Linked DNA regions of Homo sapiens: region 2 is linked to region 1. The links are chromatin loops, found by intact Hi-C in ENCODE. Cell type or tissue: Caco-2. All regions are shown on one strand.

Evidence for each region. Peaks named below come from ENCODE experiments on the same cell type or tissue, not always from the same donor. Only the 100,000 strongest peaks of a DNase experiment are listed, where the experiment ranks them.
Region 2: a loop joins it to region 1, with 2.7 times the contacts of the local background. A loop is called at or near these places in 33 of 110 quality-filtered maps.

Annotation. Positions count from the first base shown.
Region 1 is chr2:1,654,020-1,659,019 of GRCh38, forward strand. PXDN (peroxidasin) reads right to left here. Exons shown (of 23, transcript NM_012293.3): 15 at 381-489. Among named protein-coding and RNA genes, the nearest start is that of LALTOP, 31 kb to the left of the region's middle. RefSeq lists an enhancer at 3,477-4,138. In Caco-2, CTCF peaks have their summits at 2,563 (motif pointing left) and 2,770; DNase peaks (open chromatin) are centred at 2,532 and 3,512.
Region 2 is chr2:1,749,040-1,754,039 of GRCh38, forward strand. LOC124907724 (a long non-coding RNA gene) reads left to right here and starts at 1,688. Exons shown (of 2, transcript XR_007086189.1): 1 at 1,688-2,435; 2 at 3,733-4,915. RefSeq lists an enhancer at 2,241-2,741. In Caco-2, a CTCF peak has its summit at 1,960 (motif pointing left); a DNase peak (open chromatin) is centred at 1,972.

The DNA of each region.
Region 1 (5,000 bases):
CAGATATTGCATTTCACATAAGATGCAGAAAAACTGCTTTGGAATCAGCAACGTGAACAAATACACTAATGACTTTTAAACTATTTGTTTTTGCCAAATCATTTAGTCATAAGCCAAAGGAATGAGTTGAAATTTTCAAAGAATGTTTTGGTTGTGGATCATAGCCAAATTCTATTTGAAAAGCACACATCCTTCTGTTATTTCAACCCCCAGAAAACTCAGATGCCCATGTTGTTCATGATTTTTAAATTAAACATTTTGATCATCAGATAATCAAATCAAAATTCATATATTAGAACTGCATGCATTCTTTAATCACTCCCACCTTCACCCTAAAGCTCAGTGATTTGAGGGTCAGCGTGTTTACAGCCCCACGATACCTGTCAAACAAATGTGTTCGGGTTGAGTTTATAGCTCTGTCAACAGTCGCAATCGCTTCCACGATGGAGGTAGCTACAAACGGATCTCCATTTCGACTGACGTCAGGAACTAGGAAAATACAAAGTCGCGTATTACCAGGAAAAATACTGCACAATTACTCATAAAATGATGTCTAGACACTACATCATTAGCCACAAGGCATACTTTTCTCCAAATGTTATTTCTATTTTTCAAACCCAAACTCAAATTATTTTATCACAAATTCTACTAGAAGCCGTTTCAGACAGCATGAAAATTACAGACTTTAGCTTTTGAAATCATGTTATACCTAAGAAGAAGACAGGAAGTAGTTATAATGTGAAGCATGGAAGATCTTACGCTATATGCAACAGCATGTGGGAGGTGTGGACTGAGGCCTCCCTGTGTGGCCAGCCCAGCAGACAAGATGTCTGTGGAGACACCTCAGTGTCCAGCAGATCTCGTCCATTCCTCTCATCAAAGGCCACAGCCTCCCTGGACTCCGGGATCCTAACCCACTCCCCTCTTTAAAGATCTGCTGCCTCCATGATCCCATCTTCTCACCTGTGGACTTGTATCATTACACAGGGAAACTCCCTCCTCACACACACCACACACCACACACACACAATCACATTATACACACAGGCGCACACACACCACCTACATAGAACATTATACACAGACACACACACTATACATAGCACATTACATGCACGCCACACACAGATCCACACCACACATGCACCACACACACAGCACATTATACACACATGTCACATTATACACAGAAACACATACCACACACAATCACATTATATACACAGAAACACATACGCCACCTACACAGAACATTATATAGAGACACACCACGCCACACATAACACATCACACACACGCCACACACAGATACATACCACACACACACCACACATATAGTACATTATACACACACAAATCACATTACACACACACACCACACACATCACATTATACACACACATCACATTGTACACACAAACACACATACACCACACACACAAATCACATTGCACAAACACACCAGAGGTATGCACCACACACTGCACATTATACACAGACACACAGACACCACACACACACATCTGCCCCTCCTGACAGCAACCTGCCCCTCCTGACAGAAACCTGTCCCCTCCTGACAGGGACCTGCCCCTCCTTACTGGGATCTGCCCCTCCTGGCAGGAACCTGCCTTCTCCTGACAGGAATCTGCCCCCTCCTGACGGAAACCTGCCCCCTCCTGACTGAAACCTGCCCCCTCCTGACTGAAACATGCCCCCTTCAGACAGGGACCTACCCCCTCCTGACACATGCCACCTACACAGCACATTAAACACAGACACACGCCACACATAGGACATGACGCACACACCACACACACACAGATTATATATGCAGATACACACAAAAATCACACATCCATCACACTACACTCAGATACACACGACACACACATCACATTAGACACACATACACACCACACAAATACAACACACCCAGCACCTTATAAATAACACGCACATAGCCCATCAAACATATAGATACACACGACACTATACACACAGATACACACTACACATACCAACACCATAGCATACCACACATACTCATCACACTATAAACACACAGACACACCACACAACACACACAAACACACACCCCAAACACCACACAAACACACAACATACACAAACACACCAAACCAAAGAAACACACACACACAGAATCACACACCTTATCTACCCCTAAAGTTACTGCCCTCTTTCTAGTTCCCTCTTGTCATTCTTTTCTGCTTAATAGTAAGTCCCTAGTTGATACTTTACCAAATACTATAAACTAATTCCAACCAACTTTTATTTTTAGTGATGAAAACAGCTCTAACCATCTCACCCAATGACATGAACCCTAATAAATCCAAAGTTGATTTCATTTTTCTTCAACATACGCAATCTTTTGACAGACGCTGACACAGCCCAACACACCCTTACAAAAAAGCTTCTTTCACTTGGCTGCTGGGACACAGCCCTCTATGGGGACCTGCCCCCTCTTGACAGAGACCTGCCCTCTCCTGACAGAAAGCTGCCCCCTCCTGACTGAAACCTGCCACTTCCTGACAGGGACCTGTCCCCTCCTGCCTGAAACCTGTCCCCTCCTGAATAAAACTGGTCCCCTCATGACAGGCACCTGCACACTCCTGACTGAAATCTGCCCCATCCCGACTGGGACCTGCCCCCCTGACAGAAACCCGCCCCCACCTGACTGAAACCTGTCCCCTCCTGACAGGGACCTGCCCCCTCAGTACTGGGATCTGTCCCCTCCTGACAGGAACCTGCCTTCTCCTGACTGAAGCATGCCCCCTTTGGACAGGGACCGAAACCTGTACCCTCTTGACAGGGACTTGCCCCCTCCTGACTGAAACCTGCCCTCTCCGGACAGGGACCTACCCCCTCCTGACTGGAACCTGTCCCCTCCTGACAGAAACCTGTCCCCTCCTGCCTCAGACCTGTCCCCTCCTGACTGGGTTCTACTCCCTCTGACTGAGAACTGCCCTCTCCTGACTAAAACCTACCCCCTGCTGACAGGGACTGACCTTGCCCCTCCTGAATGAAACTTGGCCCCTCCTGGCTGGGACCTGCCCCCTCCTGACAGGGACCCGAACTCTTTAAACTGCAACTTACCCCTCCTGACTGGGGGGGGACCTGCCTCCTACTGACTGGGGGGGAACCTGCCACCTCCTCCTGGGACCTGCCCCCTCCTGACTGAAACTTGCTCTCCCCTGACTGGAACCTGTCACCTTCAGACTGGGAACAGCCCCCTCCTGACTGAAACCAGCCCCCTCCTGACAGGGACCTGCCCCTCCTGACAGAAACCAGCCCCAACCTGACTGAAACCAGCCCCAACCTGACTGAAACCTGCCAACTCCTGACTGAGACCTGTCTTCTCCTGAAGGGGACCTGCCCTGTCCTAACTGAAACCTGCCGCCTCCTGTCAGGGACCTACCCTCTCCTGACAGGGACCTGCTGCCTCCCGACTGAAGCCTGCCACCTCCTGACTAGGACGTCCCCCTCCTGACTGGGACCTGCCCTCTCGTGACAGACACCTGGCCCTCCTGCCTGAAACCTGGCTGCTGACTGAAAGCAGCTCCCTCCTAACAGGGACCTGCCCCCTACTGACAAGGAACTACCCTCTCTTGACAGCGACCTGCCCACTCCTGACAGGGACCAGCCCCTCCTGTGTGAAACCTTCCCCCTCCTGACAAGAACCTGCCCCCACCTGACAGGGACGGGCCCCCTCCTGACTGAGACCTAGTCCTTTCCTGACAGGAACCTGCCCCCTGTTGTCTGGAACCTGTCCCCACCTGACAGGCACTTGCACCCTCCAGATTGGGACCCGCCCTCTCCTGACAAGGACGTGCCCCCTCCTGACCGAAACCTGCCCCTCCTGACTGAGACCTAGTCCCTTCCTGACAGGAACCTGCCCCCTCTTGCCCCCTCCTCACTGGGACTTGCCCCCTCACTGTGATTTCCTTTCTCCTTGTCTCTTCCTCCTGAGCACTCCATTTCAGCTGTGGGCTCTCTCTCTCTCTCTCTCTCTCTCTCTCTCTCTCTCTCTCTCTCTCTCTCTCTCTCTCTCTCTCTGTTACAGTGTCTGCGTGCGTCCACTCTCAGTGTCTTTTTGCTCATTCTGCCTTGCCCGCCCGGCCTCTGAGGCTGCAGCTCCAGCACAGTGACTGGGTGTTCTGGTCCTCCACAGCATCTCCCTGTGTGGTTCCACTTCACGCTGTTGTCTTCAAATTTACACCATCGTCCTGACCTCTCCCTGCAGCTCACTTCGTGGCTCTCACCACCCACTCCAGGCTTTTCCCTTTTCCATGCTCAAACAGGACTCCTCCATCTCTTCTTCCCCAAGCCGGTTCCTCCCCAGCTGTCTCTGGGTCTCAATGGGTGACACTGACAGAGCCCAGCAGTCCCCCCACAGTGCAAGCCAACTACTGCCAGGCCCCCTCAGATCTGCTACTGGCCACGAGCCCAGGGACCAGCCCCGCAGACCCCAGCTGTGGGCCCGGGTGCAGGCACTCCTTCTCCCACTTGGCCCAGCACCCCCCACTATCCTCCCCGACACCTCGCCCTGGACCCTTCATCCACAGCCCAAGCCAAATCTTAGGAAAGCAGACTGGCTCACGGTGCTCCTCTGCTGGGAACTTCCTCATGGCGTCCCGGTATGTCTGCAAGGACAGTCGAGCTCTGCAGCCCAGTTAGCACCAGGACCCCCAGGACTGCCCCAGCCCTGTGCTCCCCACCCCCCGGCATCGGGCTCATTCTGACCCCAGGACCCCCCCACTCTACTCTCCCAGACCAGGCTGCCCCTGCCACCCCCCATCTCCCCGCGGCTCCCTCTGCTCAGAATTCAATACGCAGGCGAGTGCTGACCACCTCTGCTTCCCCCTCCGGCCCATGCCTTGCCCTGCGGTTCCTCACGGACTCCTCACCATCTGAGCGTGACTGCTCATCTCACTGCTTCTTACTCATCTCTCCACCAGGATCTAACTCCATGGAGCCGAGTG
Region 2 (5,000 bases), 95 kb after region 1:
GGTCATTCTCACCTCAATCCCTACCCCATCCTTAAATACAGCAGTCACAGGATCCTGTTAATTCCTTGTGCTGAGCACTGTTCCTTCCACATGGCTGTTGGCAGAGCTCTGGCCCCTGGACCACCACTGAGACCCCTCCTGGGCATGTGCCTTTGGGTCTGCCTGGCTCATCACAGAGAATGAAGCTCACAGAGAATGTGCCGCAGCTCGGACCCTGCCACCGCTGTATGCAAGCACCTCTCAGCCCCCTGCCTAATGGGGTGGGCTTGGGGCCACCATCTCCGGTGGCTTTGCGTCTGTTCTTCCAGCCCCTTCTCTCCACAAACACCAGACATCAACTTATTTCAACTTTATTTCCTGGCAAACTGCTACTGAACCTTCTAGAATCTGCTCAGTTGGGTGGCTCCCTCTGTGCACCCCTCCAGGCCCTGGTTCCCACCGTCTTCCCAGTGTGAATATCCTTCTAGTGCTACAGCCCACCCCACACAGCCCCAGGACAAGGTTTCCATGCCTAGCTCCCTGTCAAGGCCAAGAGCCCTCGGGGATGGACTAGAACAGTCATTGTTGGGTGAAAACAAGTGTACCATGTGCTACACTGCGTGCATTACTGCCCAGCCCCAGATGATCAGGTGGACTCTTGGGCAGCCTTGCAGTTCTGAGTTTGCCCTGACATTCGCTGGGGTGGGTGACAAAGACTAGAAACATCTGGAAAAGACCTCTGCATTCTCTGCTTTAAGTTTGCTCAAGTTTAGAAATCATCAGAAACATCATAATAATGATTATGAGGTCATTTCAGCATCTCAACAGAACTCCAGGGGAAGTGCTGGGTATGGACATTCCATCGTGAGGAGGGGCCCTGTGACTGCAGATACTCAATGCCTTCCAAGTGCGCTGGTGCCACCTTCAAGTGACACTTCTCAGAGTGTCACCCAGTGGCCCAGAGGCTCCCTAGTGTGTAGTCCACCCTCGCTCAGACACGGCGGCCTGTACCTGACATCCACACTCCCCACCTGCTGCCACCCACAGGAGCATTTCAGGGCATCACGAATTGGTGGCTTTTCTTTCCAGTTCAACAGGCATCTCCCAAGTCACCTGTGGTGATTGCTTTTATATGTCCACGTGGCCACACTCATCTAGACATTGCTCTGAAGGTATTGCGGTTGTGGTTAATCTCTATCATCAGTTGACCTTAGGTGGAGGAGGTGACCTTTGATGATGTGAGTGAGCCCTGTCTAAGCAGGTGGAGGCATTGAGAGCAAAACCTGAGGTTTCCCAGAAAAGGAGAAATTTTGCCTCAAGGCTGCAGCTTCAGCTCCTGATTTCAGACCTGCTGGCCCCACAATCACTTGAGCCGATTTAAAAAATCTATCCATCAATCAATGTATCCATCCACCCATCAACTCACCTATTCATACATGTACTCATCCTTGCATCCATTCATCCCTCCCTCCTTCTTTCCCTCCTTCGTTCATTCTTCTCCTCCCCCCTCCCTCCCTCCCTCCCTCCCCCCCTCCCTCCCCCCCTCCCTCCCTCCCTCCCTCCCCCCTCCCTCCCTCCCTCCCTCCCTCCCCCCTCCCTCCCTCCCTCCCTCCCTCCCTCCCCCCTCCCTCCCTCCCTCCCCCCCCTCCCTCCCTCCCCCCCCTCCCCCCCTCCCTCCCTCCCTCCCTTCTCTTCTTTCCTCCTTCTTCCCCCAATCCCTTCCCTCCTTCCCTCCCTTCTCCCCATCCCCATCCACGGATCCATCCTATGGACCCCATCCTATGTGTCCCTGAAGACCCCCGAGTGGCATAGCATTCGTTTGCATGTGTGTGGCATTGGCAGGGGAGTCTGGGCAGGGGGTGGTCAGTGCAATGACTTGGGCCTGAAAGAATGAGGTTTTGGTGGTGAGCTCTTCCCCTGTGGAGCTGAATGTGCAGCCGTGTGTTTTGTTCACGGCTTCCTGCGTCTGCCCTCTAGAGGCCCACAGAAGCCTCGCACCTCCCCAGCCCGGCGTCTGCGGGTGAATTGTCTGAGCAGGAGCACAACAGCTTAAGCTTCATGTTCTCCGGGCCCAGGTGAAATACTCTCACCCCCTCTGATGGCCACTTTCCAATCCTGTTATCCGCCCCCAGTCTTGTGATCTGTCCCACAGCAAACACTCCTTCCAGGTGTGAGTTGTGCCAAGGAACACTGTTTCGTTGTCACACATAGTACTTAGACGCAGTGAGTGAAGAGACACTTGGTCCCGGGCCCCCTTCTCTGCACACACTGCCCTGTGTGCTACAGCATGCCAGGCAGGGTGCCAGGACAGCAGGCCCGTGAAGACCATGGCGGCGGCTGTCTGAAGACCAGCTCACAGCAGGAGCTGCGCTGAGATCTTCTCCTGGGTGCTCATGCTGGGGCCCGAGGTCGTATGGAAAAGGCTTGTCCCCCTTGCTGGATGTCACAAGGCTCAGGTGAGTGGGTCAGAGCCATGTTCCCAGTGAGTTCCCGGTCAGTGTCAGCTCAACCACAGCAAAGGACAGCCGGGCAGGGCACCAGGCTCCTGGCAGACCCACGGTGAGAGGCAGCTGCAGGCTCAGAACACAATTTACTGTGTTCAGTTCAGCCACAGAAAGATGAGATTCTAGAATTTAAATGCTAAGCATGGAGAGTCACCACTTCTCTGTCCAAAGGTCCCTCCATCCGCCAGAGCACCGGGTCAGGCACCCGGGACATGCCCAGGAGTGGAGAGAAGAGGGGTCCTGAGGGTCCTCACCTTGTGAGAGTCACATCTTCACTGCTCCTCCCCCATGGGATCTTTATGTAAATTAAGCCGCACACTTAGATTCCACATTTTTCTCAGATAGGCGCCAACAGGGGCTTTCTGCATGCCTAGGTGATGAAGTCAGAGGGTGGAAGGCTCATGTCTGGGAGAGGGGTCCCGCTAATAACCCCCTCCCCAACAGGGGTCCTGGGTGTAGACAGAGGCCTCCCCAGCCCAGGCCCTTGGCACGCTGTGTGCGGAGGTGGGCGACCCTCTGTCCACCCTCGGGGAGAGGGTCTGCTTCCTGCCTTCCATGAGCCGCGCTGGGGCTAGCCAAGGCCTCTGCAGGAGGGGGAAGCACCGAGAGGGTTTCAGGGTTACAGTGGAGGGAGTTTAATTGGGCGACTGAGAGGTGAGGCAGTTAGGGAAGCAACCAAGCATCTCCACCATGCCCCCACCCTCGGAGGCCATGGAAGGCGGGGGGAGGAACGTGTGAGCCTCACCTAGCTAGATTTATAACTGCAGGAGGGGCTGCCAGGGGCCATGGCTGCAGGTGGATGGCTGGGAGGGCAGGGAGGGCATGTGGAGCCACTGAGGCTGATGCCATCCCCTGGTCACCCAGGAGGAAGCCAGGCGGTAACGGGGACTGGGCAATTCCCTATTAGAGGTTGGTTCCCCAGGACAGGTGAGGCAAGGAAGGGCAGAGACTGGACCTGGAAAATCCAGCGTGAGCACAGCACCCAGCCAGCTTCCAGGGAAGTGAGCGGGCAATGAAAACAGACAAGGAAGGGCAGAGACCCTGAGAAACTCACAGTTAGGTGGAAACACAGTCTTAAATGCAAGACACTTAGGCCAAGCGTGACGGCTCACACCTGTCATCTCAGCATTTTGGGAGACCAAGATGGGAGAATCACTTGAGTCCTGGAGCTTGAGACCAGCCTGGGCAACGTAGTGAGACCTTGTCTTTACAAAGATAAAACATATATATTTAAAAAATGTTTTTAAAGCCACGTGGATAGAAGCTGCTTGGATGACCACATTAAGTGAATGGCCGCATCTGTGCACTGGCTCTGCAGCCCTGGGCAGCGACACAGAGACAGCAAGCAGAGCATCCATCACCAGGATTCTCAGGCAGGTGTTACACCAGAGCTCATGCGTGTCTGGCCCCAGGCTCTGAGCTGTGGCGCATTCTTCTTGCACATGCCCTGTAGGCCGGGTGAAATGTTGTCACTGAAGGTGAGCTAGGAAGTCACAGGGCAGGTTTCACAAGAGACACATCACAAAGACCCTGCTCATAAAACAGGATGTGGGAGAGAAGCCAGCCAAAACCAAGATGGTGGCAAAAGAAACCTCTGTTCATTATACACTAATCATAATGCATTTGCATATGCTCAATGACGTGCCTGGCAGCACCAAGACAGTTTACAGACGCCATGGCAACGTCTGGAAGTTACCCTATGGGGTCTGAAGTGGGGAGGAATTCTCAGTTCTTGGGGAATTCCCTGCCTTTTTCCCAGAAAACTCATGAATAATCCACCTGTTGTTCGGCATATAATCAAGAAATAACCATAAAAATAGCCACCCTTTTATTCCTGTGCGGTAACCACCCATTTATTTCTTTACTTTCTTGATTAACCTGATTTCACTCTGTCCTCTTGCTCTTTTTTTTTTTTTGAGACAGAGTCTCGCCCTGTCACCAGGCTGGAGTGCAGTGGCATGAACTCAGCTCACTGCAACCTCCACCTCCCGGGTTCCAGCGATTCTCCTGCCTCAGCCTCCCGAGTAGCTGGGATTACAGATGTGCACCACCACGTCCAGCTAATCTTTGTATTTTTAGTAGAGATGGGATTTCACCATGTTGGCCAGGCTGGTCTCAAAATCCTGACCTCAAGCAATCCACCTGCCTCGGCCTCCCAAAGTGCTGGGATTACAGGCGTGAGCCACTGTGCCCAGCCTGTCCTCTCACTCTTGAATTCCTTCCTGCATGACACTAAGAACCCATGTGACCTCCCGGGATGAGCCCCGATTTGGGGGTTCACCTGTGATAAAGTAAGCTGGTGAACAGCAGGGAAGCACTCTGTGTCTGTAGCTTCCTGTGAGTATGCAATCATTTCAAAATTAAAAGTTTGTTAAAGCTATAAAAATTATAAAATAAATTAATAAAAATCATTGTCTCAATCTTCACAACAATCATGAACCTTGAAAATGAATTACTGTTTTGTTTACGCAGAAGAGGAACATGAGACACAGATGGGCTGAGTAAGCCCCCACGACG